Regions from separate parts of the Homo sapiens genome. Here region 1 is linked to region 2. Evidence: chromatin contacts called from ENCODE Hi-C or POLR2A ChIA-PET data. All regions are on one chromosome and are shown on one strand. The core of a region is the stretch at or near the end of the contact, and the rest is flanking DNA. Distances in the headings are between cores, read along the strand shown. Region 1 has its middle 68 kb from the start of FAM47B. Region 2 holds the start of TMEM47 (transmembrane protein 47).

Region 1 (2,736 bases), core at 199-2,698, 220 kb after region 2:
CTGTTCACCTTTCCCCTTTCTTCTCTCTTTGGGCTTTGGGAGGCAGAATCTGTGAACTGTACCATTCTGGATACCTTGCCCTGTGGCTTCCATTCAGGTCTGGCCAATTGGAAGGATGTAATAGCAGGAGAATGGAGAAATAAGAACCTCTATCCTGGTCATGTGTAGCCACAGCTTCTTTCAGGCAAACTTCTCCCATGGCTCTCACTGTGTCTTGGCAAAATTGTTCCTTGCCTTTGTCTATTCAGACCTGGGCGAGGAAAGCCTTCCTATTGTTCCTAGTTTCTGCTTGTTTTACTGTTCCTTATTGTTTTCTCTAATCCCACAATCTCCAAATATAACCTCACCATTAAATGCTTTCCAGTTAAATTTTTTGAATGCACAATCTCTTCTACTCTCATAAAATTCTTACAGAATCAAACAGAAAGGCATTGCAGGGTTTGGAGCAGAGGAGTAACATGTTCTGATTTATGTTTTAAAAGAGTCATGTTGGCTGTTGTTTTGAAAATTGACTCTAGGGACACAAGTACACATGCAGGGAGACTATCAACAATGACAAACGCTAGTTAGGTACAAAATAAACTAACAGTGATATAAAATATTACCAGAACATTCATATTGTACAGCTGTATTAAAGATCTCATTATTCTGAAAATTTGTCAACCCTGAGTATTATAACTGCTTGTGTTTTGTTTATTCATTGTTATTTTCAACTGCCAGATTGAAAGACGAAGTTTTAAAAAATTCTCCTCAAATATGGATACTTTCACATTTGTAAACGTCAGTCTTGGTAATCTAAAATTTACTCCTGAGCTCTAACTTTTTAAACCTGATTAAATGCAAAACAATGCATAGAATCTTATAAATATTGCAGCAACTATGCACGATCAAAGAACAAACACTGATGCTATTCTTGAGACCATAAAATAAACATATTAAAAATATATGAGTAAACATGAGAGAGGCATAGAAATGCGGTGACATGTAAAATAAATACTAAAATACATACTCAACTTGTAGTGAAAAGTCAGGATTCTCTGGTCACCATCCAACCATGTACCCGCAAATCTATACAGTCGCCTCAGATCTTCATAAACTACCACTGTGCTGTATGTGTTGTTAATAAGCAGAGGGAATTTCTTACAGTGTAGATAAGGATATGAAAATTTCAAAGGAGAAGGCAGTCAGATCTAACTGTCTTCTCATGGGGTATATGATTTCACTGAGATAATAACCATATCCCAAAGAATGAAAGCCTCTTGTTTTCTAATTCTTCTAAAAATGCAGGCCTTAACTAAACTATCAACCCCAAAATTGCACTGTACTTATAAAGCAATTTTTATACAAAGTATTTTATGATTCTTAAAATTACTTAAACAACTTTCCATTTGCTATGAGAGGAATGTCAGTTGGCTGAACACATCCTCCTTGTCAGACGTGAAACTTAAACTCAGCTGTGACTCAGGGAAACCCTGGCTGCCCTTGTGAACTCCTGTTCTTTTAGCTCAGTTTCACAGGGTGAATTCACAGGTGGGAATGGACTTGGGTGAAGTTGAAAGTCACTTGAACCAGATGGTTACAAATAGGCCAAGTGTCCTGTGCCTGTATAGCTCTTTGTTTGGGTATGGGATAAGAGGCTTTCTGACTCAGCACAAATAAAACTGTTTTTTAATGAAAGGGAGGTCAAACACTCAGCCATGCCACCTGGCATCATTTAAAGAACCAGTTTGAGCTGATCATGTTCGAGTAAAATAGATACTTTTCATGTAAAATCAACAGAAAGAAAGGAGAGAGAGAAGAAAAAAAATACCCATGTCATAAAAGAGACAGTTAAAATGACCTCAGTGGAGGTTACAGTGTTGTCCACCTGTGGTTGTAAACATCGAAAGAGTGACTGCTTCTCTTTACATTTTTTTGTAGCAAGCGCAGATAGGACAGAGTCAGATAGACCCTTAGTAAATGCATTAAAACATTTAAGAGTGAGGAGGAAAATGAGTTTTCTGGGAGTGTGCAAATCCTTTAAGTCCTGGTGACAGCCAGTGTTCTGGACCCAAGTTGGAGTATTAGCTGGTAGGGAAAATGCAACAACACCAAGTAATTGGGATTTTCTTTTTATACCTTTCACAGTATCAAAAGATCATCATTTGTTTCCAAAAACTATACATATCCCCAAGTACCTAGTTGAAATAATCTGACTTCTCCATGTATCTTCTTAAGTAAGCATCAAATATCAAGTGGATTGCTTTCTTCTAGGGCAGAAGGAAGTATGTGTTGTGACTAATTATGAAAAAGTAAAACTAGCATTTATATTAATTTAAACATTTTCTGGGATGAAAGTTTGAGAATATGGAGAAGAATCCAGGAAGCTAGATTCACTAGATGTTTGGGGACAGAATAAATGGGGTCAACTCAGTGAATACAGATGAACACAAAAGGATAACACTCAGTTATAACATGAAAGCCGGATTGAAATCTGAATTCTATTATGTTTGACTAAGGACAGGGCAGTTTCTAGTAAGAGTTGGGGGAAAGCTTTGTCTTTAGTTTGTCAACAGAGGTGTCAGCTTCCTTCTTCAACCCTTCAGCGACTCAGTACATAATACTCTCCCCCACAACAATGGGTATCTCAGGTACATCGATTTACTGTGTGAATTTAATTCCATGTGTGAAATTTCTCATAGGTTCTTTCTATTTGGGGTTTTTGGGACCATCCTAGAAAATGAAAGGCTTTATCTT
Region 2 (2,700 bases), core at 76-2,575:
CAACTGGAGGGTCAGGGAGGGCGGAAAGCAGTAAAGCCCCCTGGGACTGGTAGCCTCAGTAGCTACCTTATTCTCCACTCCCCACCCCCATCTTATCCATTTGCAGCTTTCAGCGCTGGCGGAATAAAGCACAACTTTCTAGGCATCTGTGAGTAGCTCATGGAGAAAAGAAAGGTCTGGAGGAGAGAAGAGTTACTTAGAGTGGCAGAGAAAGAAAGGCAACTCACAATCAACGGCGGCGTCACCAAAAAAGGAAAGGAAAACAAGCCTGTCCCTCTCTCAACTCTTCATATCCATCAAAAACGTAAGGAAATAAAATCCAAACCGAAATACATTGGTGAAAACGCAGATAAGGTGGAGTGGAACCGGCAGAAATGTGAACACTAGGCAAATTCGTCCTCGAGAGAGGAAGGAAAAAGAGTGGGGAAGACCGAACAGCGAACCCCCGCAGCATCTCGGTGGAGTTGGGGCGTTTTTGCCTGCTTCTTTTTTAACGGGGGTGTGGAAGGCGTCGCATTTTTTTACACAGCCACATGGCTCTCGCCTCAAATGATAACAAATACCCAAAATAGCGTACGTGTTACTCCAGAACAGGAGGAATGGCCACGGGGAAGGGAGAGGGCGTGGGCTGTCGCTTTAGGTTTGGCGACCAGGGATGGGGAGGGAAGAGGGGTGGATGCCAGGGAGGTGGCGGGAGCCCCAGGATCCGAGAAGGGCCTGGACGGGGTGGGACGGGCCAGGGCAGAGGATGCGGGGACGTGGGGACAGGCGGTGACTGTCCTGGCAGTGGGGCGCGGGGCAGTCCGGGGCGGGAGGCAGGGGTCGCGGCGCGCCAGGCCCTCACCGCTGCTGAGCGTGGACTCGCAGTGCCAGATGTCCAAGCTGGCGGGTTTCCGGCAGGACTCCCACAACGACAGGTAGTACTGGTGGTCAGCTGTGACCCAGGCCGGGCTCAGCACCGCCCCCAGGTCCAGACACAGCGCCAGGAAGATGCACACCAGCCCGACCAGCTTCAAGGGGGTCAGCACCGACACGCGCACCTCCTCCATGCCGCTGCCCGCCGAAGCCATTCCTGGGCGCCGCTGTCGTCCGCCCCGCCGCAGGCGAGGACGCCAGGCGGGTCCGGAGAGCCGGGAGCCGGACCTCCCGAAGGGAGAAGCCGCCGAGCTGCCACGCGCGGGGACTCGCTCCCTCGGGGCTCTGCGCGCCCCCTGCCGCGCGGCCAAGGTGGGTCTGCGGAGGCGGCCGGCCGGGTGTGGGTCGTCGGCAGCCGCAGCGACGTCGATTCCACCCCGGACCTTCGCCGCCGGCCCCGCGCCGCGCTCTGCCAGCGCCCGCGCCCGCTCCTCCCGGCTCGGCCGGGCTCGCTCCGCCCCGGCCCCTCCCCGGGCTGCGGGAGGCGGTGCCGTACGGGGAGGGGCGGAGGGCCAGCACTTGGTGGCTTCGGCTCCAGTTCCCAGTGCCGGAGGCTCGCGCCTGTCCCGCCCCTACCCCGCCTCTGGCCCGCGGGCGGAGCCCAGTGCCAGCCCGCGCCCCCGATTCGCAGCGCGCGGCAGTTCCTTGAAGCAGCCCCGCGCCCAGCCCGGCCCTCGCCGGGCCCCCAGCCTCGCTGGCTCCAGGTCGCCGGGCTCTCCCCTTTCGCCCAGTCACGTGGGTTTCCTTTTCTTAGGGAGCAGGAGTGGGCGGTTTTCTAGAAGGCGCCAGAGGTGGATTCCTAGGTTTCCTAAGCTGTGCCTCTTGGAGCAAGGACAGGTCCTCTGTCTCTCAGTGATGTAACACGCCCCTCCCCGGACAATTTCACATCCTGAGAGATTTGCGGGACGGAGGAGAAAAGTGACTAAATGCATTTTGCCCTCTTTTCAAAACCAGACGGGCCCAGGAGTCCCCCGGTTTTCCCTGTTTTCTCACTTCTCCGCTAGCCTGCTGCCGCTTCTGTTCTCTGGGCTCACCTGCTTTTGCGCCCCCCTATGAAGGGCATTTGCTCTGAAAACGCAGGCGCTAAAAAGGAAATGAGAGCTCCTGCGAAATATGAAGTAAGTCTTATTTCCATCTCCACTGCTCTGCCCTTTGGGTGTTGGCTAAAACCTTTATTAATTCCGCTTTGCATTATGCCAAGCTGGATCTAATTCCCCTCCTGGGTATTAGGATGTCCTTGTCCTTAGCAAGATCTAGCCCAGGACCTGCAATAGGAAAAGTGATGTGTATATTTCCTGAATGGTAAACTAAGCAGTCTACAAATATTTGTTGAGCATCTAAGGGCTAAGGATTCAACACAATAGGACATCGTCCTGTTCTTAAGTAGATGCACCATATTTTCTCCCTTATGTGAGGACTAAACACCTCTTGAAATTGAAATTGAAATTTTGTAATTGCCTGGTTCAGCATGTGATTGGTGGGTTATCTGTCTCTTGTAGCTCTTTGACTCATCTCCATCTTTTCTATAAAATAAATAATTTATTGAATACATTAATGAGGAGGGGCGATGTTTCTAGATCTTTAGTCATCCCAAAAACTTGGTGAGACTCCCAAAACAGTGGTTAAGAGCTGAAGAATGCAAGAAACATGTTCTCTCTTCTATGAAACACAATCCTCAATGTTGCAAGATTTCATACTTTTGGTTGATAAAAATTATTTTTCCCCAACCACATCTTTCCATAGGTTGAACACATGTTGACTGCAGCAACATTTTGGGCTAAGAAA

The links. Hi-C counts contacts between places; a loop is a spot of excess contacts on that map. ChIA-PET counts read pairs that join two places held with the same protein, here RNA polymerase II (POLR2A). Pooled maps may share reads with other maps.
Region 1: a map of PC-3 shows a loop between it and region 2 (20-fold over the local background). The contact joins the enhancer-like site here to the promoter of TMEM47 in region 2. A Hi-C loop is called at or near these places in 12 of 168 maps with a recorded cell type or tissue (Calu3, IMR-90, MCF 10A and 8 more) and 10 of 50 pooled maps. POLR2A ChIA-PET finds 5 or more read pairs at or near these places in 2 of 52 experiments (MCF 10A and PC-3).

Annotation. Positions count from the first base shown.
Region 1 is chrX:34,873,888-34,876,623 of GRCh38, forward strand. No RefSeq gene overlaps it. Among named protein-coding and RNA genes, the nearest start is that of FAM47B, 68 kb to the right of the region's middle. Within about 2 kb of position 1,449, at least 3 of the 41 ENCODE cell types and tissues checked have a DNase peak (open chromatin) inside an H3K27ac peak, as active enhancers do; they include IMR-90, PC-3 and ascending aorta, where a contact is called at or near this core.
Region 2 is chrX:34,655,960-34,658,659 of GRCh38, forward strand. TMEM47 (transmembrane protein 47) reads right to left here and starts at 1,326. Exons shown (of 3, transcript NM_031442.4): 1 at 845-1,326. The coding sequence starts at 1,070.